5 separate regions of the Homo sapiens genome follow, and regions 1, 3, 4 and 5 are each linked to region 2. The links are chromatin loops, found by intact Hi-C in ENCODE. Cell type or tissue: dorsolateral prefrontal cortex. All regions are shown on one strand. Each heading gives the region's core, and the rest is flanking DNA. Links, peaks and the distances in the headings are about the cores only.

The links. Peaks named below come from ENCODE experiments on the same cell type or tissue, not always from the same donor. Only the 100,000 strongest peaks of a DNase experiment are listed, where the experiment ranks them.
Region 1: it touches region 2 in a loop (2.2-fold over the local background); 14 of 110 quality-filtered maps call a loop at or near these places.
Region 3: it touches region 2 in a loop (13-fold over the local background); 19 of 110 quality-filtered maps call a loop at or near these places.
Region 4: it touches region 2 in a loop (3-fold over the local background); 87 of 110 quality-filtered maps call a loop at or near these places.
Region 5: it touches region 2 in a loop (2.5-fold over the local background); 22 of 110 quality-filtered maps call a loop at or near these places.

Annotation. Positions count from the first base shown.
Region 1 is chr2:200,523,022-200,529,150 of GRCh38, forward strand. It overlaps SGO2 (shugoshin 2), which reads left to right and starts at 3,186. Exons shown (of 9, transcript NM_152524.6): 1 at 3,186-3,231. RefSeq lists a silencer at 3,055-3,104. In dorsolateral prefrontal cortex, for the core only: a CTCF peak has its summit at 3,040; a DNase peak (open chromatin) is centred at 3,080; H3K4me3 peaks cover 1,568 bases; H3K27ac peaks cover 786 bases.
Region 2 is chr2:200,700,604-200,706,732 of GRCh38, forward strand. It overlaps the pseudogene AOX3P-AOX2P and the pseudogene AOX3P. Among named protein-coding and RNA genes, the nearest start is that of LINC01792, 32 kb to the right of the region's middle. In dorsolateral prefrontal cortex, for the core only: CTCF peaks have their summits at 2,750 (motif pointing left) and 5,227 (motif pointing right); DNase peaks (open chromatin) are centred at 4,866 and 5,241; H3K4me3 peaks cover 890 bases; H3K27ac peaks cover 5,000 bases.
Region 3 is chr2:200,616,238-200,622,160 of GRCh38, forward strand. AOX1 (aldehyde oxidase 1) reads left to right here. Exons shown (of 35, transcript NM_001159.4): 17 at 4,413-4,582; 18 at 4,883-5,009. Among named protein-coding and RNA genes, the nearest start is that of AOX1, 33 kb to the left of the region's middle. In dorsolateral prefrontal cortex, for the core only: a CTCF peak has its summit at 2,488 (motif pointing right); a DNase peak (open chromatin) is centred at 144; H3K27ac peaks cover 611 bases.
Region 4 is chr2:200,581,932-200,588,046 of GRCh38, forward strand. It overlaps SGO2 (shugoshin 2), which reads left to right. Exons shown (of 9, transcript NM_152524.6): 9 at 1,518-2,165. The coding sequence ends at 1,533. It overlaps AOX1 (aldehyde oxidase 1), which reads left to right and starts at 4,083. Exons shown (of 35, transcript NM_001159.4): 1 at 4,083-4,222. The coding sequence starts at 4,178. In dorsolateral prefrontal cortex, for the core only: a CTCF peak has its summit at 3,930; DNase peaks (open chromatin) are centred at 4,106, 4,226 and 4,650; H3K4me3 peaks cover 1,430 bases; H3K27ac peaks cover 706 bases.
Region 5 is chr2:200,468,912-200,475,040 of GRCh38, forward strand. SPATS2L (spermatogenesis associated serine rich 2 like) reads left to right here. Exons shown (of 13, transcript NM_001100423.2): 11 at 1,003-1,105; 12 at 3,921-4,141. The region is part of intron 2 of LOC101927741 (a long non-coding RNA gene); the gene reads right to left. Among named protein-coding and RNA genes, the nearest start is that of KCTD18, 38 kb to the right of the region's middle. RefSeq lists enhancers at 2,692-2,871, 4,187-4,336. In dorsolateral prefrontal cortex, for the core only: CTCF peaks have their summits at 1,617 and 2,560 (motif pointing left); DNase peaks (open chromatin) are centred at 1,030, 1,520 and 2,530; H3K4me3 peaks cover 1,117 bases; H3K27ac peaks cover 4,722 bases.

The sequences.
Region 1 (6,129 bases), core at 478-5,477, 180 kb before region 2:
GGGCTTGACACAGTGTCTAGGACAAGATAAGCCCTTAATAAATATTATCTGCTGCTGTTATAATGATTAGCTATCCATCACCCAGCACAGCTTATTTAACTGGTTTCTATTAAATAAAATAAAAGTAATTATTGTAGTAAAGTTGCATAAAATACTGAAATGAACCTTTGTCATTCTTTTGGCCGCCTAGCTCAAAATGCACTTCCTGAGTTTGGGTAATTCCTCACCTTATGAGTCTGTCTAGGTTACCTCTCACTAAGAAGCCACCATCATCATAATCATCATCATCATCAACACAACAACAAAAGCCAGACACAGGCTGTTCAGGACTCCCTTGCAGCAGGACTTGTAGCATATGATTCAGGTTTGACGAGTCAGACACACCCAAACCAGGTCTAGCAACAGGAGCTAGTAATGCCAAGCAGCAGTGATGGGAAAACTGCAGCACAACTATGCCCACTTTCCCATATGCAGTGGTGGTCCCAGTGGTCCCAGCAGCAGTGGTGGTCCCAGTGGCGGCATCTAGTGCCACTGTTGGCTGTACAAGATCAGCTGCATCCTCAAAGGGCTATTTTTGGTAGCATGACCATGGCTAGGTGCTCGTCTGCTGCCAAGCTCCCCTTATTTTCCAAGCCTGTATCTCTATCCTACCCAGAAATGCTTTAACCCACCCAATATTCTTTTCTGCTTCTATCAGCCTGGGTTAATTTTCCTTGGTGCAATTCATCCTGCCAGACTGGTACAGATGATCAGGTCAGATGGTTTCATAAGATGTAAGTACACTCCTTCTACTTTGTTTTATTGCTTTATTGATTTGCAGTGTTCTTTACTTGGCTCCTGCTCAGGGACTGTTCTTGGATGATTTTTGTTTTAGTAATGCCGATATGTTAAAGAGGGTTTTTCTGGTTTTTGTTTTATGGCAATTACACTTTCTCTCTTTCCTTTCCTTCCCATCCCTTTTTTGGTGTGAGTGATTGTGTCTTAGGACAATCAAATTTTAATTGACTGGAATCTATGCTTAGGTAGAGAAAATCAGGCAACTAACAAGTATAAGAATAAAGGAAAACAGATGGAGAGGAACAAAATCAGTGCCCAGTGCAGGAGAGTATCACAACAGGTCTGTGAGCTCATTTAATGTAACTAGTTTCTTTTACAGATAAAATACTTGAAACAAGGAACACACAGCTAATGGCTCAGCCACAACTATAATAACTGCATCTCCAGACTTCTCATCCAGGGCTCCTGCCTCTATCCATTATACCAAGAGGCAAAAGGCAAATAACTAAAAAGCAAGCTGAGATCACGTTAAATTTAACCCGACTAATTATACTTTTAGGTTTATGGTTGTATATGATACTAATTTACATTTTCAAGAGGTTTTACAATTTACAAAGCAGTTAAATCCTTTCAACTGCTCTGAGATAAGGTAGCACTTTTTTTTTTTTTTTTTTTTTTTTTTTTTTTGAGACGGAGTCTTGCTCTGTCGCCCAGGCTGGAGTGCGGTGGCGCGATCTCGGCTCACTGCAAGCTCCGCCTCCCGGGTTCACGCCATTCTCCTGCCTCAGCCTCCGGAGTAGCTGGGACTACAGGCGCCCGCCACCACGCCCGGCTAATTTTTTGTATTTTTAGCAGAGACGGGGTTTCACTGTGTTAGCCAGGATGGTCTCGCTCTCCTGACCTCGTGATCCGCCCGCCTCGGCCTTCCAAAGTGCTGGCATTACAGGCGTGAGCCACCGCGCCCGGCTAGCACTTTTTTTTTTAAAGAGGTCTTGGTATTCATGTCTTGATAAATGTTTTAGCATCTCTTCTACCTCTGATTTTCCTGTCTCCCTTTTCTATTTGTTTTGGTTTTGAAGCTGTAACTACAAAATGTGTCCATTGGGAAGAGAGCAATATTAATGTATTTGAACAAAAGGGCCCATTGATTGAAACCATCATAAAAATATATGGGATGCTGTTTAACTCCATTTTACAAATAAGGAAACAGAAGCCCAGAGAGATTAAGTAGTTTGGCCAAGATTAAATAACCATTAAATGGCACAGTCACTACAAGGTTCATTTAAAAAAACATATAACATACATTGAGCATTTAATGTGTCAGGCTGGGTAAACAAGATATAGTGCTAGTTAACTCCTAGGTAAGCATAAATTTCTATAACCAGTATATTACTTTGTAAACCACTGTCTTCTGGAATTTTAGCAGCTGGACAATCAGTAAATACTTTTCTACTTACACAAGATTCATGTAACCAGATCTGTTTGGAGACTGATCGTGATTTATATTAGACTAAAAGATCTTAACTCAAAAGCATGTTTTGCATCATTTGTCTAGATTCTTTAAAGTAAAAATGGAAAGCTGTAATTCTCAAATGTCTTCGAATGAACAAAAAATTGACAAGAATATGAAGCTGACTGCATTACTGTATCATCAATTATTGGAACCTTGATTTAACAAGCTATTTTCATTTTCAGTCCAATGGCATACAAAGAGGAAATTTTATTCTTTGTAGTTTCTCCAAATTCTTTGTAAAAATTATGAAAGTAATTTGCGAAAAATAAGCGAATTGACATGGAATATAAGGTGAATAATACATTTTTAAAATGTAGTTGTGTATAATGGAAAACGTCATTCTTGTATATTCAGCTAAAACAGACCATTAGTGCAAGACCTAAATATTAATGAGATCCGGGGTTTGCAACGAAATGTCATTGCTGCTTTTCCCCCAGAAAGTTAAAAGAAAAACGGGGAGAGCTTTTAAGTGAAAACTAAATGTGCTGGCGTCACACTTGGAAATGCAAGGATGCAGAAGAAATGGTAAGATGTGGGTGGGTAGTATCCCAGTAAACAACATAAACCTTCTAACAGACTTGAGGTGGCTGTCAAGCCTTTCAGACATGTGATTGATAATGAATGTCAGAGGAGAGTTTCCTTTTCCATCAACGCTTCAGGAGACAGCGGACCGCCACCAACACAGGGCGGAAGAGCACCCCTGTCACGCAGACTGTGCCGCCCCCGGCTCGCCTGGGCACGCCCCTTCCTGCCCTAGCAGCGGCGTCCCGCCCTTTCCGCCTTTCACTTCCTAGTAACCGCCCTCCCTTGCTCCATCTTCGCAGGACCCGATTGGCTGATGGGGCAACCGCCAACGGCTGTGGCGTTTAAACCCAAGCCGCAGCCGCTGCTGCTCGCCGAGCTCCCGGAGCTGGGTGGGGGTGCCCCACGCTGAAAGAGAGGTAAGTTAGTGGCCTGCGGCAGTTGACGTGACCGCCCTCTCCCTGTCGGGATCGGTGTCGTTCTTGAGTCGGTTCTCTAGGCGCTGTCCGCCTCGGTCTCCGGCTCGTCTTCCGCCCTCTGTCCTCCGGGATCCGGGACGGCGGCCCCTCTCCGGCTACGAGGGGTTCGTTGACGGAGTCCTGTTTTGGCTTTGAGTCGCTGCCTCTTGTTTCTGAGATTTGAGCGTCCGGCAGGGCGAGCGGGGAGAGCCACCAGTTAGGTCAGCTACTTAAGGGAAGATATTTCTGTCTCTGGGACTGCTCTACTCCCTTGAACAGTTTCTAGGGCATTGTGAGCGCTCAGTACGTGTCTGCGGAATGAATGTTAGGGACTGCGTGCCAAAGTTCTCGAAGGAGCCCTCTCGTTTGGAGAGGCTGGCTGAAGGCGAAGGGGTGATGGAAGACTAGGGAGAACTTGGAACTTAGAACTTGAGCTGCTTGATGTACAGGTAGGATTTCAGTAGAGAATAGGGACAATGATTTTTTAGATGAGGTATCCAATTCAGGAGAATTGGATGTGGAACTGAGTATTTCGTATTTAGAGATAGTCGAGATGCTGGCCGGACAAGTGTCACAGAGTGCTGGTATTGAGTGCTGATAGTTTACCAGGTCCCGTACTAGACACTGTACATACATTGGCTCATTTAGTCCCTACAAGGAGATGCCCTTATTTTTTATGGTTTTATAAATCTGGAAATTGAGACGAAGAGGTGTTGAGATCACATAGCTATGAAACGTTGGAACTGGAGCTCCAACACAGTTGTAATCACTATCATAATGTCTCAGTGTCTATATGGTAAATCACCCTGGAACAGTACCCCAAATGCCTGGTTCTGGCTCCTAAAGTTTCCCTTGGTGAGGTCATTGATGTAGGGGGTTGCAGGGCAGTGTCAAGGAACACTCCCAGATTTCTGGCATGAGGATTTGAATAGGCGATTGACAGTGTCGTTTATTAAATTAAGGAATTGTGTCAGAACCAGCTTATTGGGGAGGGCAGTCCAGCTGTGGTTTCCTAATTAGTAAAGTGAGATTTGATATTCCAGACTGGATTTTTTGGGAGATGAACTAGATTTCTATGTTAGGATCCCTTTCAGGTGTGTGAGATGCAACAGTTTGTGGGGAGTTTCTGTGTTCTACTGTCTTTGAGATAGATAGTGATCTTTGATTTTAAAGTTTCTTCCTGGCAAAACGTTTAAAAGAACTGTTGAGCCTTAATCTTGAAAGGTTTCTGGTTCAACTTATTCCCCATTGCAGAAATTTCTTCTAAAACCATCTTTCCGTTATTTGCTTGACACCTCCCAACATCTGCTTAACACTTTCAAAGGAGACCCATTCCAAGAGTGGGCGGTTTTTCTATTGGAAAGTTCTTCCATTCATTCATAGTCACTTCTTCCACAAATGTTTATCCAGCAGCTGCTATGTGGCAGGCACATTTCTGTACTAAGGTACAGAAGCAAACAAATTTGACAAAAGTTTATGCCCTCATTGAACTTACAATTTAGTAGGAGAAAACAGATAATAAGTTAACTATTTAATTTTATCTTAGACATTGATAAGTTAACGGAGAAAAATAAAACAGAAGGGGAGAATGGGGGTAAGTGTGCAGTTTTTAAGTAGTTTGGACTGGGAAGGCTCACTAAGAAAGTGACATTTTGGCAAATGCTCGAAGGAAGTGAGCAAGCCCTGTGGTCATTTGAAGGAAGAGTTGATACAAAGGGAAGAAGGAATAAAAGTTTCTGCTTTAGAGCATGTCAAGGTAGGCAGTGTGGCCAGAGATTATTGAGCAAGAGAAAGATTAATGAAAAGGATTAGAAAGGTTCACTGATGATTAATTGGGGAAGAGAAGTGTCAAATTGTATAGTACTTTCTAGGCCATTTTAAAGATTGAGTGAGATGGAAAGCTACTGGAGAGTTTTTTTTAACATGGGAGTAACATGAATTTACTTAAGCTTTAAAAGGATCATTGTGGTTGCTAGGTTAAGAATAGATAGTCGGGGAGAAAATGGAAGCAGGGACACCATTCACGTAGCTATAGCAAATAATGTACATGGGAGAGAATGGCAACTTGAATCAAAGTGGTAGCAGTAGAAATAGTGGTAAGTAGCCCAGGTGGATATATTGTGAAAGCTGGGTCAGCATAATTGATCATAGAATAGATGTGGGATATGAAAGGAACTTTCTGACCTGAGCAACTGAAAGAATGGAGTTGTCATTAAGTGAGCTAGGGAGGACATGGTGGAGTAGGTTGGGGTGGGGGGAGTTTAGGACATGTTAAATTTGAGATGTGTGTTAGAAATCCTAGTTGGAGATGCGTAGTAGGCAGTTGGATGAATAAATCTGGAGTTCAAGGGAAAAGTCTAGATTGGGAACACAAATTTGAGAGTTATCAGCATTTAGATTTAAAAGCCAGGATACTGGCTGATAGTCCAGGGAGTATATGTAAATATAAAAGAGATGAGATCCAAGGACTGAGATCTGGGGCACTCCAGTGGTAAGAGGTTAGGGAGATGAAGAATAACCAGCAAGAGGGACTGAGAAGTGGTCAGCGAGGCAGGAGAAAATCCTGCCTCAGAACAAACAGAAGAATGTGCTATTTTGCAACCAAGTGAAGAGCGTATTTCAAAAGGAAGGAATGACTTGATATTAAATGCTTTTCACAGATCAAGTAAAAAGAGACTGGGCCTGACCACAGTATTTGATTTAACAACATAGTAATTCAGTGACCTTAATGAACAGTTCCCATATAGTAGTGGTGAGAGCAGAAATTTCATTGTAGTGGATCAAGAGAGACTGGGAGGAGATAAATTGGAGACATCAAGTATAGACAACTCTCTAAAGGAGTTTTGCTGTGAAGGGAAG
Region 2 (6,129 bases), core at 541-5,540:
GATTCTATTATGAATCAATTAGGCCACTATTCTATGTGTTTTGTTATCCATGGTGGGTTTCATTCATTCTTGTTCAGTTTGTGAGCTGTAATAAAGTGTGTGTTTTGTCATTGACATCAGCATGAAGTCTGCATTTGTCTACTGCAGAGAATGGCAGAGAATTTTCTTTTGGGGTCTCCATTTGGGACCCCATTTTCTTTTGGGGTCTCTGACTTTCCAAGGGGAGAGAACTACCTGGATCACTCCAGGAACCCAGAAAGATCTTCTGAGGCTGAAACTTAGGTACCCCAGCACCCCCCTGTTATGATGGGAAACCTTAGTTCATGGGGAAGCAGGTTTTCACTTTGTATACTGAAAAACTAGATTAGCGAAAGGAGATGTAAGTTGCAGCATCTACTCATAAATCAAAATACATTCCTGGGTGATTAAAATTCACCCCCTGTGCCCAACTCGTTATGCAATTAATACATCTGGCTCATAAAGAGCAATCTGGCCTCTCATTCCAACTCTAGAATGCAATTAAATTTTCTGAGGCTAAAATTTCCATTCTTTTAAAACATCAGTAAATAATAAAATGGATGTTTCTTTTATTGGGTTCTAGAGTGAAAAAATCCACAGATGATTTACTGCTTGGATCAAACTCAGTTCCAATATCGGGGAAATTACTGAGGAGGAAAACAAGCCACAATTGTAATAGTTTTATTTCACTTTATTAGGATCTGTAATTATCACTTCTGAATCATAGTGTGATTTGCAAAATGAAATCTAGCTGATTTATTTCCCACCAGTGATAATCCTTCTGTCTTTTAGGGCCTGATATGAAATTCAAAGAAGTTTTCCATCCAATTATTATCCATCTTGCAAGGATTTTGGAATTATTTATAGTGATTAACATACAAGAAGGTGCGTTCTCATTTACTGTAACAAGATCCTGATGTTGCAGATAGTTCTGGTAAAGCAAGCTCAGGCTATTTGACACTAAGCAAATCATGAGATCATGTGGCTGGAGGAAATCATATTTGACACTGTAATGCTGAACCACATAGGATCTTTAGAATGTCTGCTAGATTCAGAAAATCCTGGTAAAGACTGTACATCCTCTGTTGAGATTCAATTTTCTACACAGAGCTGGGGCTCAACAAAATGTTTGTTGTTCACCCAGAAGTCTTTCAGCTGTCTCTAACTACCTCCACGATTCAGGGCGTACTTAGCGTTTTTCTTCCCTCCGGTAGCAGATGAGAGCAGCTACCACGTTCCCTGGTAAATAGCAAGCACCGTTTTCGCAGGCCACAGAACTTCGCCAGGTATTCCTTCGGTTTTCCCTTCTCTAACTCAGAAGAACCAATTTTAACAATTGTTTCAAAGCTACCCAACAAGGAGAGGCATGGGTGTTTTCCCCACAATTTAGGACTCAATTCTTTAGATCAACATTTTTTGGTGAAAAGTACAGGTGGAATAAAACTATTTTTAAATACTCATTTGTTTATTAATTTTATAGGTAATTAGGCTTTTACCAGGCACCAGGCACTGGGCTACCTGCTGGTAAATCAATCCCCCCGAAAAAAACATGAATTCTTCCCTAGGAACTAATAGTATTGTGGGAAATGTGGCTATATAAAGGAATAATTACAGAGTGATGCAATAAGTGTATTTGACATAAATATTTTCCTTTATGATTAGTGGAATATTTCTCCACAATCTATGGAATGCATTCAAAATTGACTTTTTTTGGATTAGCTCAGTTTTAGTGACTTTTAAATTTTGATTGAGGAAAATCTGGGATTTTTAAGAGAGGAAAATCTGGGATTTTTAAGAAAGGAAAAGACAAAAATAGATACCCGCTTAAATGCTACATACACTAATTTTAAAGGTATATGTAAAGTTGCAAGCACTAGTAAAATAACTTGTGTTTGTTATGCTCCTCAACACTTTTCCCTGTATTTTCTACAAACGAATCTCTTTGATAATAAAAAGTAGGTTTTTTAAATGTTGCTTTTTTCCTTGTAGAAATGCACAATAAGAGCATGCATAATGCTAGAAAAACTTTGACCTAAAACAGCCTTTTCAGTCATTTTATAGTTCTCTGAATAACTGGAAAATTGTAGTTTACACACACTCACACACACACATACACACACCCCCCGTAGGTTTCTGTTGCTGATTTTACCTGCGGTTTCAACACCGCTGAGTCAACTTCATGGTGCTGGCCCTTTATCTGAAAAATTGATTCATTCTCTCAGTCTTTGCCTTTGAACCTAAATCACCTTGTTGTTAATATCCTTTGAACATCCTTTGAACTCTCAATAAATATCTGTTTTATAATCTCAAAGGGCAAAAACCTCTATTTGTAAGTTTTCAATGCCAAATCACAGTCATGTTAAAACAGGTCAAATAAGTGCATGTTCTGAGTTCAGGGTGTAATAGGAAAAGCCATAGAGACGTAGGTAACTTAGGGACAGTTACCTTCTTTCTAGATGAATCCTTAGATTCCTGAGCTGGGATGCCTGGTCTAAGTTGGTCTATTTGGTAAGCAAAACAGAACCTTATTGAAGAAAACTCTGCCCCAAAATGTCGCATCTGTTTATGCAAATGAAAATCAAACCATTCTTAAGCAACTGGTCTCGGCTTCAAGAAGTACTGTGAACAAGTCTTATTTAAAATGAGAGCCACAAAGCCTACTTCAGGTTCTTTTTACAAGAGCCTTTTCTGTCCAATTTCCCAAAATTAAAGCATGAGCTCCCTCTGCTGAGTGAATTCACATGTGTTGATGAAACAGACTCCAAAAACATTTGTATATTACCTATTGAACCATTATGTTCCTGTAAACATAAGCAATTATAAATATAAAACATATTTATATTTTCTTTTTTTCAAACTCATAATACAGAATGGGATGGAAAGGTAAAGAAAAGTAATTCACAAGGTAGAGATTCATTAGTTGAGGCTTTTCAGTTTCACAACAATGGTCCTGAGCAACAGCTGCTGGTACGGCAATGCTTTGTAATCACCATGATGAGTTACCAGGGGTTGCTTGCAAGCACCGGTTCTCACAATCAACCTATTACCCAGCTTTGGTTCTTCATAGCACTTATCATATCTGAAATTACAACTGACGTATTCAATTGTCTGGTTATGACTGTCTTCCCCTAAGAGAATGTTGACTTCCTGACAGTGGATAACATGTCTGTGCTTTCAGCCCTTAGAACATGCCTGACACACAGTAGGTGCTCCGATTTGTTTTATGAATTGAGGGAGGCAGAAAAGCAGGCAGGCAGGTCAGCATATACCTATAGTGTCACTTAGGATTATGGTTCAACTAGAGAATGATTCAGTGCCAATCACATGGAACTGGATACAAATTTAGTAGGAAATGATAGAGATAAGAGAGCCAAAGGACGTACGGTGAAAGAGGTGTGGAATTCAAGCTCAACCATAAAGATGGGAAGGACTTGGTGAAGTTAGACAAGGAAACAAGCATGGTGTTAAGCACTGAGGATACAATGACTTAAAGAAAAAGGCCTGGACTTTGCTCTCATGAAGCTTATAATCTGATGGGTAAGACAGGTATCAAAGAAATAAACAAATGAAATGCAAAACTGCAATTGTGACAAGTGCTATGAAAGAGTGGAATGTGATGTTAGAGGAGCAGGTAATAGGGTGACCCAAACTTATCGGACAGTTATGGAAGGCTTCTCTCAGCTGAGATGAAAGGAAGGGGGAGTTACCAGGTAAGGAGGGTGGAACTGCACACACACTGTGCAGGAGACTGGAGGCAGTGCCTGTTGCTGGAGCAGAGAGCAGGGGAGATGGTGGGAGAGGAGCTACCCAGCACCTGATGAGGAAAATCTCTCTTGATCCTTAGAGCAGAGCGCAAAGCATGGCTGTAATGGTTCTGATTGCTTTTCAGGGATTCTGAATCATGTTTACTCTCTTTTCCTCACTTTTCTATATTTACAAGGTAGTCTACAATGAAGATGTGTTATTTAATAATTTAAAAAGGGGTCTTTTATGAAAGAGAGTGGTGGCATTATATGCCTACTCTGGCCTTTCCGACTTACCCTCTTCTTTCCCAGGTTTACAGAATAGTAATGAAGGTGTCTCACTTTCAGAGCTGACCCTGGCCTCAGCCTGGCCTAGGTGAGGGACATCCTGGCTGATGTGGTCCCCAAGTCCCAGAGAACACACAGACACATCATGCTCTCTTGAAGCATCTGAGAACCCTGGCTGGACAATAGATCAGGAACGTGGCAGTAGGTTTTCTGCACCAATTATCTGGGTGTGGGTAGTTTAGTGAGGAAAGGTTGTATCATTCATGATTTCTACCACTTTCTGCTGTATCCATTGGTGTTTTTCACATGATTGAAATATTAGATTGCCTAATTTCAGACCCTTGTGGATAAGCCACTTAAATGCCCAAGTTTTCAGAATAGGGAGCCAGAGAGGAGGTGCTGCCTTCCTGGTCCACCCACCCATGACCTGGTTCATATCTGCAATTGTCTGTTGAGAATCTATCCAGTCCAGAAATGTCTATCTTTAACAGCTCCCTAAGGGGTTCTTTAACTTGTTACTTACAGAGATAACTGATGGGTTCATTGAGAACAATTGACCTGATAACAAATATGAATGAGAACCACACAATTAACTCAACCTTTCAGTGTAATTCTGTATTATTCCAATTATGATATATGATATATAGCTGTAAAATATTGACTACAAATATACATGTAATTATCAACTATAAATAACAGCAGCAGCATTATCCTTGCTAACCCTCAATGCCTCTGTATGAAAGAATCACTGGATTGTTTCTATGGTCCGGTCTGCACCCTCCTCTTTGATTACTGTGGCTTGGTGTTTCTGCTGGCCTCTTCTGGATCCTGTGACATGCACATTCTAGGCTGCCTGATTACAACAGTTCTATCTTTATAGGAGGGAGGGCCTTTAACCAGCTAGGTTCATCTCAGTCATTCTAGCTGCAATTTGTTACTCAAAGTAAATTCTTCAATGATGAAATCCCCATCAATGGCCTTTTCCAGGAGGCAGCTTCCCCAGATCAAAGGTTGTCAGGGTATGTTGCCCACAAGCCATCTCTCCTCTGCCCCCTCTTACATCTGAATCTCTCGGTATATTGTCACCTCTGTGCTCCTTGAATCTGCATTGCAGCCATGGGTAGGTTTTAGTGGTGATATCTTGGCTGGGAGATCAACTTTTCCCACCCTGCAGATGTCGCTGTCTCTGGGATGCTGCCTAGTCTCCTCTTTCAAACCCTCTCTGGCTCAGCTCCTGCCTCCCCCTCCACATCTCACCCCAAACAGCCCTTGCTCCCTTTCTTCTCAGATATACTCTACTAACCCCACCCACCCACCACCAGCTGCAAGCACCTGGGGTTACTCTCCTTAACTATTTCCTATTATCAAGCAAGCTAGACATGCAGAGTTGGAAAATAAATTCTTCATATGTAAATCACTGGAGTCCTCTCCTAATCAGAAATTAGAAGTGGGTGGCATGGAAGTGATTTTCACGATTTGTCTTCACACTTCTGTTTCGCCAATAAATAAAGGGATTAGTGATTCCTCTAAAACATTTTAAGATTTGCAAGAAAATCTCTCATTTATGCTGGCACTTTTTATTCTAATTGCTGAGACTGAAAAGAAATGTCATTCTCTATTTAATTCAGTGTTCATAATAAAAGCCCTGAGGTTGCTGATTAATTTTTATTTTCATCCTTAGGAAGTCAACTGTTAGCAGAATTTCAACTTCTGATCTCATTCCTGCTTTGGGTGTAGGCAATTGCGTACTCAACCTTGCTTCAAAACGTGAGCTACTGAATTCCCTCAGAAGTGCTGATGTCAGTTTTATAAGTGTATTGAATGCAGAATTGTGGAATAATATGAACCTGTTATTTAAATCATTGGTTACCATACTAACTTTTCATTTTGCTGTGGATAGAACTGGAAGCACAGACATTGTCAGGATAGTGGATGAATATGACACACTTTAAGTGATCAGGAAGCATGTGTGAAACCATCTCAATCTGTCTTTCTTCTTATCTAGTCACTATCAAGAGACAAAGCACTTGTAATTGATTAATGTTATAAAGCAAGACTAGAATGTAATGAAGCATAGAGT
Region 3 (5,923 bases), core at 1-5,000, 85 kb before region 2:
TAAAGACAAATCTAGCAGTGGTAATATTAAAGAAGAATGTTGATTTGGGTCTTAAAGGTTACGTGCTTTGCACTGTGGCCTTGTACCACAGACACGCATGAGATGGCCACCTTGTCACGTGTTTTCTGCCCTGGGCACTGCAGGCATCAGAGTCCAATAAAGCCACGCTCTGCGGCAAGGCCATGGGCTGCTTTGCTTTCATTTTCAGAGGAAAAGACACAGCCCCTAGAGGTTGATGAAAATTCAATAATGCTTTTAAAAAGAACTGCTGATTTGTTTAGCTTGAATGTTAAGATATTTTACTCCCTTAGTCTCTATTCTTCTAGTGATTTTTCTGTGAGTTACATTTTAGAGTTGAATCAAACGTAAGTACTAAGAGCTTTTTGTGCTCTCGTAATGAAGGCTATTAGAAAACAGGATTCCTAACTCTCAAATGGAATTTTCTGCCACATCATAAAAATATGCCTGAAGTCACCCTGTTGGTAAAGTGGATACAGTTTGGTGGGTTTTTCCTTGAAATTATTATCAGGAAACTTGACCTCGAGAGTTTTAGTAAGTCAAGAACATGAAAAGGCTTTTTAAAGCATTTGTTCACTGAAACTATTGTTGGATTTGGTTGTGAAAGCTTATAGTATGTCGTAATGAACATTGACGTTGGTGTGTATTCCTTGAGGTTTTAGGTTCAATATGTTTAAAAATTAAAATGCACCAAACTCCATTGAAAATGATTGTTTTGAAAGTTAAAAACAGCTGCCATCTCCCCGGTGTTCTTTTCAAATATGATAGTTGAACCCTTTGGCTTATAAATACCCTAATATTTCTTAGACAATGGAATAAACTTCAGAAAGAAACAACAACAAATTAATGGATATTGAAATCATCCAAAGAAAAAGGAAAATCTTCACATAGTGCATGATCTTGAATGAGAGTTTATCATTGATTGCAAAACAAAGTTTTAGATGCAATATGTCTGCCACATAGATGAGTTTTGTTTTTGTTTTGCCCGTGGTTTTTCACACACACATACAAACATCCACATTGCTAGAGCAACGTCAGCACTCACGAAGAGCATTTTTCCCCTAAATCAGTTCATTTGCTTTGAAAATATTTTGACACAGCTTCAAAAGATCACCAGTTTGAGGAGACAGCATTCTTCCTTCCATAGTATCTTTAGCCAAATACTAAGCAGAAGCAGGTAATTGAGGACAGCTTCTTTCACCAGTAGATTTATCACAACTAACTGCAAAAAAAAAAAAAAAAAAAAAAAAATGTATGATATCTTTGACGGTAGGACAAAGACATTTTTTGGAATTTTTCCTCAGTTTTTTGGCAGGCCTCACACAACATGGTTTCAAAAGACTTTTTTTCAATGTGATGAAGTGTTTTGTTTGTTACAGTGAAATGTGTTATGTCAGTTAACTCCCAGACCCATTACAGATACCTATGAATGTCTTTCCTTAATGTCTGAGCTTATGAATTATCTGGAATTTTGCTTTTCAGGATGAAAAAACTTCTTAGGGTTTTAAAAAGAAGATGTGGGTGATTTTTTTTCACTCAAATGTGGTTCAGGTTGAGAGCCCAAGCAGCATCACAGCTCAGCACTTTGGGGGATATTTTGCAGAGGAAGTCAATTCCTACCATCTGCAACATATGAAAAACCACACCTGGTAGAACCTCATTGTTGGTTTTTCCTTTTCATCACTATCTCAGCTCCTCGAAGCAGAGGGGGAAGAGGAGAACTGAGGGGATTCCTTTGCCATGGGGACAGGGCAGTGTGAGCTACGTCAATAGAGCTGGAGTGTTGGGACTGTCTCCAATCTGTGCTCATGCCTGAACCCCAATAAGTAAACTTTTCTCTCATTTTCCCTAGTCCCCTACATTCGTGGCCTAATATCTACCTTTATTGAATGGAGCCCTGGGCCAAGGTCTAAATTATTTTTCTCGATAGTCTCCTGCTTTCTAGCTGATAAAGTCAGGATGACTCAACAATAACTGAAAATGAAAAAACAAAAACTTAGTCAATACTCCGTTTTTTGTTCACTGTATTATACTAACTACAAAACTGAAGTTTACATTTAAGTAAAAGAAATATGAAATTAGAACAATAAATGCTTATCAACAGTGTTTATTTTGCAGCAAAACAGTAAATTTTATATAAAATAGGAATAAATGCATCCTACACACATGTCTTATACCAAGTTAATTGTAGAAATTACACTACTTTCTGTGCATAGTTGTCAGCCACAATTTGGTTGACATTTTACTTCTTGTCATTTATGTTATGAAAATAATATGGTTTTTTTATTTTCAAATCAATGTTGAACATGTTCTGAAATAACACATGCCACTCTGCCGTTCTCTCCTGATATTCCAGCCCTGCCACCTGCCTGGAGAATCTCTGATCTCTATCTCCAGCCAGAGGTTTTTTGTTTTTTTGAGGCCCTTAAGTAGTTGGGTAGTGAGTGGGGAGCACTCTTCTCGAGTTCCTGGAGCAGCAGAGGGCACTGGAGAACTGTACATTTCACAGCTGTCTTAAGTAAAGCTCTCATTATAACCAGAGGTCTCCTCCATTTGTGGGATTAGATGAATTAAATCCAAATGTTCAGAAAGGAAAGCAAAACATCTGCATGAAAAGGAAATGTGTTAATCGGGGGGATCCAGACAGCTTGTCTTCAGTTCCATAGAGCAAGAGCCTTGGAGCACTTTCACTGGACCAGGGCAGACTTTGAAACAGGAAACCCTGCAGTGAAGAGTGAGATGAAATACCATTTTAGATGGATTCAAGTATCTAACTTATTGTTCATATGTGCTGAATAGGCTTTCTCAAACTGCACATTCTGGTAATCAAATACAAAAGAATTTAGCTTTTCTCCCCGCTCAGATGCCTTAAAGGATGCTATGTTGGAAATAGGCCTGTTTCTTCTTTTTTCTCCCAGTAAAGATTTTTAACCAGTATGTGTTGGCGACTTGTTCTCTCTTCCCTCCTGCCATATGATGTGTAGCCTGGCATTGTAAGGCTCATCTAAAAGGAAGATCCAGGGCTCAGGGTGATCCTGTGAGCTGCAGGATGGGAAGGGGAGGTGTCCATAGCTTTTCTCTGACCTCAACCTGGCCAACATGACTGCATGCCCCTCACCCCCAGGTCTTCCAGAGAAAGCCTCTGGGAGTCTGGCCTCAGTCCCAGTACCGAGTGCAATGTTGACACAGTGAGTTACAGATGGGGGTACCCACCAGGGCTTAGCAGGCCACTCCTCAGCCACAGCCTTCACCCTGGCCTTATGTCTGTCTCTTCACCTGCTCTCCTTCTTTCTTCATATCTTCAGTTCTTTTCACAATACACACCCGACTGGGAAAGCCATAAATTCCCATATTTGAAACACCAGGGCAGACATTGTGCTGATTAATGTCTGCTTTGATTAATGAAACACATTTAAGGTATTTACAGAGCCAACAGCAAGATATTCTGCTCCATGGGGCTCTAAGAAAGAGCAACATTAGTGGATCATTACTCCAATTGCAGGTCCCTTTGGCTTCATTCTCTATCAGGATTGTCTAAGTTAAGAGTTTTGCCAATTATTTCTTATATTTCCTCACTCAAAATTGAAAAAAAGAAGGCTATTCTGGTTGAAGTAATACCCTCAGTATTTTCTACAAACATAGTCACGATATCATCATACTCTTCTGTAAAATATTATATGTATCGTGCTTATATAGAAACAGTAAAGTCATTTTGATAATAAAATTTAAAGAGATACATAAGCATTAGCAAGAGGACATAATTTTGTATTGTCAAGAAGAAAGATTTAAATTTGTTTACTTACACAAATGGAATTTCCATTTGAGATGTTTGGGGTCTACATTCAAAAAAAGTGAAAAATAAGAACAACATCATGGATTGACATACCAGTTGGCTTATTGAATTACTGTAGTAGGTTTATTGTCTTGGTGTTATTAATAGTGACTTTTTTTTTTTTTTTTTTTGATGGCGTCTTGCTCTGTCTCCCAGGCCGGGGTGCAGTGCTGTGATCTTGGCTCGCTGCAACCTCTGCCTCCCAGGTTCCAGCGATTCTGTAGCCTCAGCCTCCCGAGTAGCTGGGATTACAGGCATGTGCCACCGTACCTGGCTATTTTGTTTTGTTTTGTTTTTTTTTAGTAGAGACGGGGTTTTACTATGTTGGCCAGGCTGGTCTCGAACTCCTGACCTCAAGTGATCTGCCCACCTTAGCCTCCCAAAGTGCTGGGATTATAGGCATGAGCCACTGTGCCCAGCCCAATAGTGCTTTTTCATATGCAAAAGTATTCTGGTTTGAGTCTAAATTATATAGCTACCTTCTTATGGGAAATGTGCATAATAATAATTCCTACTTTCTCTATAGAAATGTAAAAGTATATTTTGGTTATTTATTAAACAGAATATAGGCCCAAAGCAGCATCCTGAAGACCCAATTGGCCACCCCATCATGCATCTGTCTGGTGTGAAGCATGCCACGGGGGAGGCCATCTACTGTGATGACATGCCTCTGGTGGACCAGGAACTTTTCTTGACTTTTGTGACTAGTTCAAGAGCTCATGCTAAGATTGTGTAAGTGGTAAAATTCTTACTCAATGGGCATAAATGATTGTCTTTTCATCTAAGTCACACTAGTGAAAAGTAATGGTGTGAAGAAATAGGCTATTTGTTGGTGATATCCAATGCAGACCAGAGGTGAAACAGGATCGAAATGTAGGATTTACTACAACTTCGTTGTCCCAAGAATTTTTTCCCAATTGTCTGGCAGAGACTGTTGGACAGTTCTTACCTCTCTCATATCTTATTATCCAATTAACCATGTTCTTGGCCTCTATGGCCACTCTAAGGAGCTCTGCTGTGTATATCATCTAGGTCTATTGATCTGTCAGAAGCTCTCAGCATGCCCGGTGTGGTGGACATCATGACAGCAGAACATCTTAGTGACGTCAACTCCTTCTGCTTTTTTACTGAAGCTGAGAAATTTCTGGCGACAGATAAGGTACTGCATTTTTGCTTTCTATTTGAAAAATAACTTTCTCAGTTAACGGTGCTTCATATTTTCTTAAAGATACCATCTACTTTGGCACACCATGAAAGACTCCAGTATTCTTAGAATGCTTATTATAAAAGTATATTCTAATATTGAATGAATTCAAATATATTCATTTTCTGTACAAGTAAAGACATTAACTAGTTATATAAAAGATTATTTGGTGTTTTACATTTTCTAATAGTGAGATGGCATACTGCTAATGGTATAAATGAGTAAATGAAGATGGAATAATGGTAAATTTTATATGGAAATCCCTTCCCTGAGAAGCCCTTATTATTGTCCCAGTCTCAGTGTGGTCAAAGTTCAACTACAAGTTCAAGTGGTATCTGCACCATGAAGCCTTTTTTCTCATTCTTCAATCCAGAAGTTCATTCATTCTCTCTCTCTCTCTCTCTCAATTTATTCTGATTTATTTATATTTCCATGTGTTAAATGCGCTTTTTATTTTTTATTTTATTTTATTTTATTTTGAAATGGAGTTTCTGTTTGTCACCCAGGCTGGAGTGCAGTGGCATGATCTTGGCTCACTGCAACATCCACCTCCTGGGTTCAAGCGATTCTCCTGCCTCAGCTTCCTGAGTAGCTGGGATTACAGGCACAAATCACCATGCTCGGCTAATTTTTGTGTTTTTAGTAGACAGCATTTTTGCCATGTTGGCCAGGCTGGTCTCGAACTCCTTACCTCAGGTGATCTGCCCGCCTGGGCCTCCCAAAGTGCTGGGATTGCAGGCATGAGCCACCACGCCCGGCTTAAATGGGATTTTTAAAAGTGAGCATCTATGATGTCTGGTCACCATAGCTGAACAAGATATGTATGATCTCTACTCTCATGGAGCTTAAAGTCTAGAGGAGAAAACAAA
Region 4 (6,115 bases), core at 1,104-6,103, 120 kb before region 2:
TGGCTCTGAAGAGGAGTACGAAGGAGTGAAAGAGACCTTTCCACCTAATCTTGTATACCTTTTTAAATTTGGGACCATGTCTATGTATTTCATCTAAAAACCACATTTACACACATGCATGTAAAATATAACTAAACTCCATAACTTGAAACATGATGTATTAGGTGCAGGAATCTACCCTCTTACTGAAAAAATAAAATTATTGGGTAAAATACTAAAAAACATACCTTGAATGCATTTCTTAACTAATGACTATTAGCCAACCAACATTTCTTTTAGTAGGAAAGTAAGAAAAGCTCAGATCAAAGATCAAATGATAGCAGGAACTCAGAGGGGAACTGACCTTATCCTGAAGATATTTGTCTAACTAGGTGAACCTAAACATTGCATTCACAACCCTATGGGGCTAGGGACAGAAGACAAATCCTAGGGTTTATCCAAAATAAATAGTCTAATAGATCTTCTTCCATAAAGTTGATCTACTTTCTCAGTAAAAGAGCAAACTAAAAATAACCTCCCCACTAGCTTGCTCAGCCCCAGGAAATAACTTGGGTGCTGAATTAAGGAGGAAAAAAATCTTTCCTTAGAATTCATAACCAAAATACAGCCTTTATTGCAGATTATAGCTGGAATTCACAATATTTCGAAGGCAAAAAAAAAGTTAAGCTGAGGATTTAGTATAATTAGTGCATGAACTATAGTGCTCTGTTGTCTATTAGAAGCAAATATTTTGTAGGGAGTTGTCCATCTCACACCTCAACATGTTTTGCACAGCCAAAGTTCCAAGGAAAATGAAGGGCTACCTCATAGTAAAGAAAAACATTACATACACAGGGGAACAAGGTATCAGCAGAAACAGCAATCAGACACAGAATATAAAATGTTTAATGTTTCAATAAAGGAGAGGCTTGAAAATGAATGAAGATGTTGAGTGGAAAAAGTCACAGAAAAACACCTACAGTACGATTCCATTTATATAAAGATATCTATCAAACAGATAAAACCAAACAATATACTTTGTGGGAGAGCAATACACAAACGCTTAAAACAAAACTGTAAAGAAAGGAGTGATAATAGAATTCAGGATAGTGGTCCCTTTTTGGGGGAGGAGAGGGTTGTGATCAGAAAGGGGCATATTGGAGGTGTGGTAATATTTTGTTTCTTAACCTGGGTGTAGGAACATGAGCATTTACTTTGTTTTTAAATGGTATATTTTCACATGTTCTTGAACATATGCTAAATTTCTAACAAAAAGGAACTATGTAATAAACATGTAATATATAAAATCTATGTTGATTAATTTTTCTTAAATATTTGAAATGAATTATTTGAAGTACTCTGATAGTGAGAACTATAAGATTTAAGAAAAATTAGAGTATTTCAAGTATTTAACAAAGCTTATGGTTTAAGGAAACTTCTTTTCTACTGATATGATGAAACAATTTTCTTCTCCATGCTTCACAGCAAAAGCATTAATTTTGGGTTGTTATTAATCTTCCTTTTTTTCTACTTTGCAGCAAGATGAGAAGATGAAGTGAATTTATGGATTCTGGTTTTTCTGAATTTTCAAAGCATAAGGAATCAAAACAGAAATATAGTATCAAGAAGATGAAATGCTTAATGAAAAGGTTTTTTTTTTGTTTCTTTGGCCTTTCATGGAGTGTTGATTTGTCCATTCTTAATGTTTATTAATAGGTATATGTGCATAAAATAGCTATTTTGTAACATTAAACTTTTTGAGTCATTTTGGTCATCATATAACTTACCTTCCTGTTTATTTAAGCTTCTTTTTACCTAGTAGCCTTTAACCAAACAATAACCTTTTAACCAAATAAAATGTGTTAATAAATACCTTTGCATTGGTTATCTTGTATACTAGGCTGTCTTGTTTTGCTGTCTGTTTTTAACCCATTCAATATATGTGGACATCCAAAAGGGTTTAAAAGCCACCTCCTGCCCTGGCCCGTTTTCTCTCCCTTCATTCTTCTGTTTTCAGAAATACATGTTGAATGTCAGCTTCTGTATTATTTCTATTATATGTAATCTGATGACTTAGAGGAGGAGATTAACCTTTCAGGCTCTTTTGAATTTGGTTTTTATAATTTGGTTTTAAAGATCACTTACTCTTCCAGTAATAAGTAGTAATAAATCCTGTTCATATCTGAGATCAATACACAGTTTATTGAATTCAAATGACTACTCAAACTCTATTCCACCTAGATGGAAAACTTTTTTAGACAATATCTGACCACTAACGCGGTGGGCCCAGAAATCTGCATCTTAATCAGATGCTTCAGGTGAGTCCGTCCGAGGATTGTCCTAGTACCACACTTTGAGAGACTGCAGTGGGGGTACAGAGTGCTGGAGGGGTTTAGTCAATAGCTCTAGTGAAGGATGGATAGTTTTATTCAAAGAATCCCAGTTGATGAATGAAGAAGAAATGCTAGAATTAGAAAAATTGCAAACCCCTATTAAAACTACCGCTCAGGCAATGCTCAACAATGGATGTAAAACAATTAGGTGAAATGTTGATGGAGAAATTCATTACAAAGGAATAGCCCTCTGAACCCACTGATCAATGTTAGCATCATTACGAATGAAACAACCAGACACCATATGCTTCCTGCTGTGCTGCAATATTAATTATATGGTACCACCTATGAAGTGTTCTTGCCCTCTCCCCCCCAAAAAATTGAACCTGAATTTAATCAAAGCTTTAGATCTAATATTTAGTGCATAGGAAATAAGTAGAGTAGAAAAACAATACCAGGGAGAAGCAATTAGCCACATTCAAAAAATGGTTCATTTCAATAGAACAACTGACCTGGTTTCTTTTTCAATGTGTTAATAGTGTTAAAAAGTCTGTTTTAGATCAAAAGAGACTGATGAGACCACATGCAAATACATTGCACAGCTCTTGTTTGATTCAAAGAAGTCAAGTGTAAAAGACATTTTTTAGACACGTGAAATGGTGTTGCGGCTGACTAAAAGGATGTGTATGTGTGTTTTTGAAGTATTTAGGGCTAAAATATGTCCAGGATTGGCTTTTAAATACTACAAAAAATGGAGTATGCCAAAACGTTGACCATTGTTAAAGCTCAGTGAAGGGCAGGTAGATGCCAATTGCACTCTTCACTTTTATGTGCAAAGTTTGGAAAATTTCACAATAAAATTTTTGTGTTTACATAAATGAAATAACATGGGAAAATGTTCTAAGGTATGGCAAGTGAAAAAAGCCTGGAAAATAACTAGTTTGTCCCACTTAAGTTTTTAAAGGTGTTAAAAGTACATGTTTCAAAAAGTAAGGATAGACTAAAAAAGTGAACGGTGGTAAGTTCTAAGTTGTGGGCTTACAGGTGTTCTTTATTTTTATGCTTTGCTGTATTTTCCAAGTTTTTTTTTTTAAGTTTTCCAAGATGTTTTACATCTCTGTTCTTATTTACCAGATAAACTTTGTGGTTAGTTACTGGATAAACTGTAAATAGTGATAAAATTTTTAAGTTTATATCAAGATAGCACTTCATTTTAAAACCAGTAATTATTAGGTTGGTGCAAAATTAATTGCAGTTGTTGCCATTGGAAGTGATGGTAAAAACCGCAATTACTTTTGCACCAACCTTATATTTCTAAAAGATCAAGTTGTAAACCTATTTGTTTTCCCTAAGATCCGCTCTTGCAGAGTTGGAATAAATATGATTGTTTACACTTAAGAGTCCAGGACTACAGCAGGCCTGGTTGGAGGGGAGTTACTAATGTTCCCAGACTTAAATCCAGCTGGAACACCACCTAAAATATGCAGTAACATAAGACCATCAAAAGCAATGTCCCAGGACTTACAATGTTTGCTAAGACGCAAGAGGGTGTGACACAGACGCTAAGCGCCACTGGCGAGGAGATGAAGGGGTCGTCTTCATCTTCGCCGGATGATTTCCGCCCACATAGAGGGCGCCAGTGACGCCCACACACGTGCTGGTGTCCCGGGAAGAGTTCCTGGCAAAGAGCTCAGGAACGTTGGATCTTAATCAAGGCTTTCTCCGTCGGGGTGGATGGGTTGGACTTTAGGCTCCAGCAAGCCCCGCCCCACTCGGCGGGTCGGTGCCGCCGGGTCCCAGGTGCCCGCTACTTCCCAGAACCTCCGCCTCCCGCTCCGGGCCCTCGAACCAGCGCGGACACCACAATGGACCGGGCGTCCGAGCTGCTCTTCTACGTGAACGGCCGCAAGGTGAGCGCCCGCGGGCTTCCTCTGCCCCCAGACCTGCGGCCAGGGCCGGGGCAGAGAGGAGCCCCTGCCGTTCGTCCCATCCTTTCGTGCCCGCCGTTTAAGGCACTCAGGCACGGACTGGCTTTCTCCCGTAACAGCGGCTTTGCCTTCGCATTCCCACCCCTGCCTCCGGGGCAGCTAAAGGCTGCGTTTTCAGGGACTGTCCTGGATCTTTGGGCCCCCACCTTCCTTATGTTCCCCTTTCCTCTCCTTCCAAGGCTCACAAGCTGATTTCCAACCACACGCCCTCCCTAAACAGTAAGATAAAAAGTATTCTTGCCCATCAGGGGTCAGCACTCCCAGATCTTCGTTCCCTCAATCCCAGCCGATAACGGGAACGTCCCCAGTACACTGAGAGCAGCCTACAGAAATGGCTGAGCCTCAGCTCGCGGGGTGCGTTTGGAAGCGCAGAGAGCAACTTAGATTCGGGACAAGACCGTAGAGACGAACACATTCAAACCACCCCCATCGTTTCTCAGATGAAGAAATCGTTACTTTCCAAAGTCACAGCTAGTTCCTGGCAGAGCTGAACCCAAGTCAGGCTCTGGGGGCTCCAAGGTCCTCACGGGTTCCACTGCTGGGTGCGGGCTCTGTCGCCTCAGAAGCTGGGCTCGCTCTGCGCAACCCGAGGGACAGTTCCAGGCAGTGTCCGATGTTTGGGAGAAGCAAAGCCCCCTGGGCATCCTTTAAAACACCCCCCTTAATGTGAGCATCAACTCTGCTCACTCTTAATGTTCCAGTTTCATTGACATTACTCTGAAGGAGGAAACTGAGGCAGGAAGGTTAAGGAGCTCCCTTGAGAGCTGTGGCTCACGCCTGTAATCTGCACTTTGGGAGACCGAGGCAGGAGGATTGCTTGAGCCCAGGAGTTCGAGTTTAGCCTGGGCAACATGGCGAAACCTTGTCTCTACAAAAAAAAAACCAAACAAAACAAAACAACAACAACAAAAAAAAACCGGTGTGGTGGTGCGTGCCTGCAGCCCAGCTACTGGGGAGGGTGAAGGAGGATTGCTTGAGTCTAGGAGTTCAAGGTTACAGTGAGCTGTGATCACACCACTGCACTCCAGCTTGGACAAAAGAGTGAGATCCTATTTCTTAAAAACAACAAAAACAGAGCTAACAACCAAGCAAGAGCAGTGGCACCTGATTTCCCTGGTGCTCGTGTTGGTGCCGGTTCATTCAGAGCCACCTGTGACCACTGCTTCTGGCTAAGGGCAGCCACAACACTTTTCCCGACGGGCACCAGCTGCCTCCCCTGGAAGCTAACCAGTGTGAAGCACCAGGCCCTAGTTGTGAGGCCTGTTCTAAGACCCTGAGCCTAATTTCATTTGTGGTTTTGTATTATGTTTCTTAAAGAGGATCCCCCAAATTGTACATTAGGCCCCTCAAAAACTTTGTCTGCCCCTGCTGCCTGGGTTCTACATTGGATAAGATGAGCTAGTTTTTCCTGATCTGTAAGGGTCATTAGGACCCCTTCACAGGACTGCTGTGAGGGTGAAATATGACAATGGGGTGAGATGATTGACATTATGTCATTTTTTTCTTCTTTTGCATAATAGAATGGTATAGTAAACACAACACTGGCTTTGTTGTTTAGACAAACAAGTCTTCAATTCCAATTCTAATTCTGATTGAGAAAACCTAACCTCTCAGAGGCCCAGTTTCTCTGTTAAAAGGGGATCATACCACTTACTTCATAAAGAGTGATCATGAGCATTCAATCCACTTATTTGTTAAGGGCCTACCGTATGCCAGTCAGTGTTCCAGGCTTATGAGATACAGCAGAGCACAGAAATAACAAGTCCTTGCGTGCATGGAGCTTACATTGTGCTGGGGAGATAGCAAGCATATAAA
Region 5 (6,129 bases), core at 558-5,557, 230 kb before region 2:
TTTCATTTCTGCCTATCAAAACGCCACCCATCATAAAATAGTTAGTAGCACAGGCTTTGGAGTGAAACAGTCCAGCTGCAAAATTTTCTACTTCTGTGACCTTGGATAAGTTACACATTCTCTTAGACTCGTAGAACCCCAATTCCCCCATCTGTAAAACAGAGGTAATAATACTGACTTCATAATACTGTGATCAGATGAAATGAGATTATCTGCTAAGAATTTGACCAGTGCCTCGTAAGTGTTCAATGATTTTTTCAATGTTCCCTCTTAAATAACTCTTTCCCCATTGCCCTCAGTAGGAAATAATTTCTTCCTCTTTTATATTCCTAAAGCACCAACCACATTCCACCTTGTATTGTAGTTAATGGTATCTGTTTTCCTTGCCATTGCTAAACTCCCTGGTAAACTCAAGAAGGGACTGAGTCGCAGTTATTTCTGTATTTCTCACCATGTCTTCTACACACAGATCTTAATTTTAAATGAATGGAAAAATAATCTCTTTCTCACTTCTTTTCACAGCACTTGAAATTCTGCCATTTAAAATAATATTTTCCAGACACTAAAGGCTTTGTGGACGTCCCGGTTCCCTGTTAAAATAGGAATGGGGGTCTAGGAAGGACGACATGTTTTCTCTTGATGGTTAATACCTTAGAAGGCACTTGGCCAAACTCAGAAGACCCTGCCAGAATGCAATTCAGAAAAGTACTAGGAGGGCGAGGGGTGCTAAAAGGTTAAATAGATGAGTCAGACACACATTTCATGTAGGCCCAAACAAGAGAAACACAGGCCCCTCACATATTCCCCAGGCAGGAAGATGCTCATTCCCTAGCCAGGTCAGCACTAAGACTGAGCGTGGAGCCTCCCAGCAACAGGGCTGGAAAGATCCCCACCAGGTCAGCACTGCAGTGGACACCGGAAGAGCAGAGTGAACGCATCCACGGGGGTGCCTTGGTCATTTCTGTAATCATGGGGTTCCTGCTTTTCATCTCTTTCCTCCAGCACTTTGTCAGCGAGCGTAAATATGACGAGGAGCTCGGGAAAGCTGCCCGGTTTTCCTGTGACATCGAACAGCTGAAGGCCCAAATCATGCTCTGCGGAGAAAGTGAGTTTTGCATATTTGCTGAATAATTCTGTGTGAGTAACCTTGGTGCTATTTGGAGTTGCTATTGGAAATGTCAGGTGTGCAGTCCCCCCAGGGGGCTAACGTGAGGTCTAAAGAGATTTAATGATCTAAGCTCATGACACAAGTCACCAGAAATGTCGAGATTTGAACCTAGAGTCTTCAAATGCCACTGCCCATCAGTAATTCCCCAGGATTTATTAAGTGGAACAGAACAGGTCAACTAGTTGATACCTTTTGCAAACTTTTATTAAGCACTGCCAGTTAAACTGCTTCTCTGATTTCAAACAGCCCTGGTTCTACAGAAACTCGTTAGGCAGAGAGAGTGAGTCTTCCTAACATGTCTGGGAACAATCAGTTATTGTTGTGCAGGGCCCAGCTGTTATGCGAGCCCCTCAGCAGTGCCCTGAGCCTCCACCCTCGGTTCTCTGTGCTGAGTGAGGCTGCAGATAATGAAAGACTTCACTCAGCCATTAGCTTTAGTCTTGTTCCCTATTAAGCCTTAATTAGAGCAGCTAATGTGCAACAAAATTGGCTGCTATATTTTCCCCCTACACCAGCCCACCCACAAGGGGAGGTGGGAATGAGCACTGAAGCGGCTTTAAGGACGGCCACAAGGAGGAAAGGACTAGTCAATGACGTGGAAACCCACAGCCTCGCAGTCAGCTGAAAAATTAAGATTTGGCTGCACTTCCTATTATGATAGAATTAACTATACTGTACTACACTGCATACATATATAGTAACACAATTTGCTTTTATCACTTCACAATCTATGGTAGACATTTTTTCATATCAATATATTTAACCAGTCATTTCTCTAAATATAATAGATGTCACCGGTCTTCTGGTTGCTGCATTTAGATTGCTTGCAGTTTTTCACCATTAAAATAACACTCTGATCACCTGAGGCCAGGAGTTCGAGGCCAGCCTAGCCAATATGGTAAAACCCCCATCTCTACTAAAAGTGCAAAAATTAGCTGGGCGTGGTGGCAGGTGCCTGTAAGCCCAGCTACTTGGGAGGCTGAGGCAGGAGAATCACTTGAACCTGGACCCGGGAGGCAGAGATTGCAGTCAGTGGAGATCGCACCACTGCACTCCAGCCTGGGCGACAGAGCGAGACTCCATCTCAAAAAATTAATTAATTAATTAATTAACACTGCTGCGAGCATCCTTGTCCACACATCCTTGCCAATTATTTGATTTTCTGACTGCATTTTTAAAAATTATTGTTCCCCCCTGTACTCTTCCTTATGAAAGAATCTACCTATTTGCCATTCTCTATCCCCAGCTTTTGCCCCACCTCTAAAAAAGGGAACTGCCCACCCTCTTTTCCACTTCAGCCCTCAATGAGCAAGACAGTGATGCTGAGCGATGCCCTGTCACCACCGATCTCGGGGCGATGGAGAGGTGCCCCTTCACCTCCTTTCCTCCTGAGCACTTCAAGTGCCATCTAGTGGGAGAAATGGTCCCTTACTAAATTCCAGGTGTCCATTCTGAAAGACAGACACCGTAATCATCCAAAGGCCCTTCCTTCTCAGCTTTGTTGAGAGCACATTGAGAACCCACAGGTACTGAACCGGAAATAGTGGTCCCTGATCTGCAGACAATAATGACCCCATGAAACTGAATCTGGTGAGCATAGGAGCCACGGAAATCCCCTGGTCACATTTGGACAGCCCCAGCTTGCTGTCACACCTTCCCAGTACACTGAAGGGACTGGGGATGTGTCCCTGGCCTTTCCATTTCTCCTGTATTGTGATTCTTACTGGTCCCGCCTAGTCCTCTAGCAGAACCCTGGGATTAAATCTGATCCAACAAAGAGAGCAGACAAAGTTGCTTTCAAAAATTGGTGACAGTTTTAAGCCTCAAAGAAAGGTCTAGCTGGCAGTCAGATTCTGGTGAACTGTGAGAGGGAAGTCAGGGCTTTATCCTTGAATTGATTCCCTCCAGTTCTGATTCAGTGTAATCACATAGAAATCATCCCAGCAGAAACCACCACTTTCAAAACCAGGGGGAATGGTCATAATAAACGCTGAGCAGACCTGCCTGAGCCCTGAGCCCTGAGCCCTGAGCTCTGACGGGTGTCCGCCTGATCAGCCTGCCTTGCCTGTAACCTTGGAAGTGGTGCACATCTGCAGTGAGGCTGCAGAAAACGGGGCTGATTAAAGGTGTGATGATGGAGCACTAATGAAATATACAAGATGCCTTAGGGGCTGGCGGGCCTGGCCCTGTGTTTGGGGGATATGCATGACCCAGAGTAACAGAATTCCTAACATCCAACATCACCCCATTCCCAAGCTCTCAGAACATCGTGGATCTGACAGGCCAGAGTGTCCGCATAGCTCCCAATCTTTCTGTGTCTGCAGTACCAGTTGGTCCAGGGAACTGATCAGGGAAGTGAGAACAGGTTTGGTAATGGGGACTCTACGAGGCAGAGTACATTTGCAGACAGGGCCAGAGAGGGAACCTTGAGGTTTCATTATCTCTTTTCCCTTGGTGGTTCTTGACCTAAAGAATAATATTTAAGTTGGTCAGATATGTCTTATTTCCTACAAATGTCTCCCAACTTGGATGATTATGCTGTAATCACAGTTCAGTGATTCCCACAAAAGAAATTTGGTTGTTCTCTTAAGCACCAAGATGCCCTTTCAAATAACATCTTTCAAAAGAAAACTTTTTAATGTTTTTGTGGAGCTCCTGGCCAGTTTCTTCATCTTCTAGCGCTTCCTAATGGGTTACTGAGGCAGCAGTGTTGGAGGTGCAGCTCGTAACACTGAGCACTTTATTATTGCAGTTACACATCCAAAGAACAACTATTCCTCAAGAACTCCCTGCAGCTCCCTGCTGCCTCTGCTGAATGCGCACGCAGCAACCTCTGGGAAACAGAGTAACTTTTCCCGAAAATCATCCACTCACAATAAGCCCTCTGAAGGCAAAGCGGCAAACCCCAAAATGGTGAGCAGTCTCCCCAGCACCGCCGACCCCTCTCACCAGACCATGCCGGCCAACAAGCAGGTAAGCCGACACTGGTGCAGGGTGCCAGAGGAAAAAAAAAAAAAAACCTGTTTCCAGAGGAAGAAAACAGCAACTACTAGATTCTGGGCCTCCTGGGGTCACACTCAGGCTCCCGCCACCTGCCCTCACCCACTCCCCACCCAGCAGCACTGCCCAGCTGGCCTCTTGGGAACTCCCCTGGTCGCTCTCATCCATGCCTGCCAGGTGCTTTCCCATGTGGAGGAAGTGGCCTGCATGCACTCTTGACCACGTGAGCAGAGTCCACCCCAGTGACACAGTTCTTCTCATGGCTAGGACTGCCACCATCCCTGGGGCCCCGAAACCAGCCCACACGTGGAAGGGACCCACAGAGACTCTGGAACAAGACTCGGAACCTACTAAACTACTAATGAGAGGAAATCTGGCATTTGTTTTTTAAGATATTTTAATCCCCATTTATGTTTAGCTGATCAATAAGAGGCTAAAGTTAGTGCAGTCTTCTCTTCTCTTGGGATTTCAGTAAGGAGAATACATTTCAAAATGGCATTCTTCATTCTTATCTATTATGATGTCTAAAGACACAAGTGTCCAAAGAACCATCTTCCTTCTCTCCTTCTGCTTCTCCACTATATCTTTTGGAGGTGATTTCCCCCTTATCCTTAGAGAATTAACAAAAAATTGGGATCTGCCGGATGCAATGGCTCACTCCTATAATCCCAGCACTTTGGGAGGCCAAGGTGGGCAGATCACTTGAGGTCAGGAGTTTGAGACCAGCCTGACCAACATGGTGAAACCCTGTCTCTACTAAAAACACAAAATTTAGCCAGGCATGGTGGCGGGTGCCTGTAATCCCAGTTACTCGGGAGGCTGAGGCAGGAGAATTGCTTGAACCCGGGAGGCGGAGGTTTCAGTGAGCCAAGATCGCACCACTGCCCTTCAGCCTGGGCAACAGAGTGAGACTCCATCTCAAAAAAAAATAAAAATAAAAATAAAGGATCTGATGATATAGAAGTTGGGCATGCTATAAAGATACCTAAGATACCTTTTATCATCTCCAAGAAAAAGTCTTTTCTTTTTTTTTTTTGTAAGACTTTAAAAATGGTGGTTTTCTAACAGGTGTCTTGTTGGGTTTTGCTGTCTCAGCCTTTGAGAATTCTTATTAATGATATTGACAGGTGTTTTCTCAGGCCCTGAAGTCTTCATGAGCTTTAAGATAGCACTTTGACAAGGAGCATGTTATAATCTCATTAGTTAAAGATCATAATCAAATCTGTTTTTACTTGTAGTCTAAATATATCTTCACAGTTTTTGTTCTTTTTTTTTTCTTTTTTTTGGCACAATCTCGGCCCACTGCAGCCTCAACCTCCTGGGCTCAAACAATCCACCAGGCTCAGCCTGCAGGGTAGCTGGGACTACAGGCACGTGCCACCACGCCTGACTAAATTTTTTTGTATAATTTTTGTAGAGATGGGGTTTTGTCATGTTGCTGTCAAATTCCTGGGCTCAAGCGATCCACCTGCTTCAGCCTCCCAAAGTGCTGAGATTACAGGCATGAGCCACCATGCCTGGCCTCTCTGTTCATTATTAAATACCATGCTGATAATTAAGTCTAAAATTTAGTCTAAGAGTTTCCCTTTTTCATAATTTCTTTAAAAACAAAGGAGGCCAGATTAAGTACTATCTATGTAGATACTTCTTCAGTTCTCTGGTTTAGCAGTTTAGGTAATGGCTCATTTAAGTTGAAATCCACTCAAATATCTAAGTCAGAACACTGTAGACCCAGGCAAGAATGGCCCTTGGACCGGGCCCTGTGTTTTCAAGTAACTTCTTGACCCTCCCGCAGCCATGGCCCTCTCTACAGAGTAAGGAATCAGAGAGACCAAGGAGACAGGGCCACTGGAATCTACACTCTTTGTTCTGAAGCATGCTGCCAGTCAGTACTCGAGATCCTGGGTTACTCTTCCCAAGTGGGCCCAAGCCTGCTCACAGGATCTGCCTGGACCACTTTC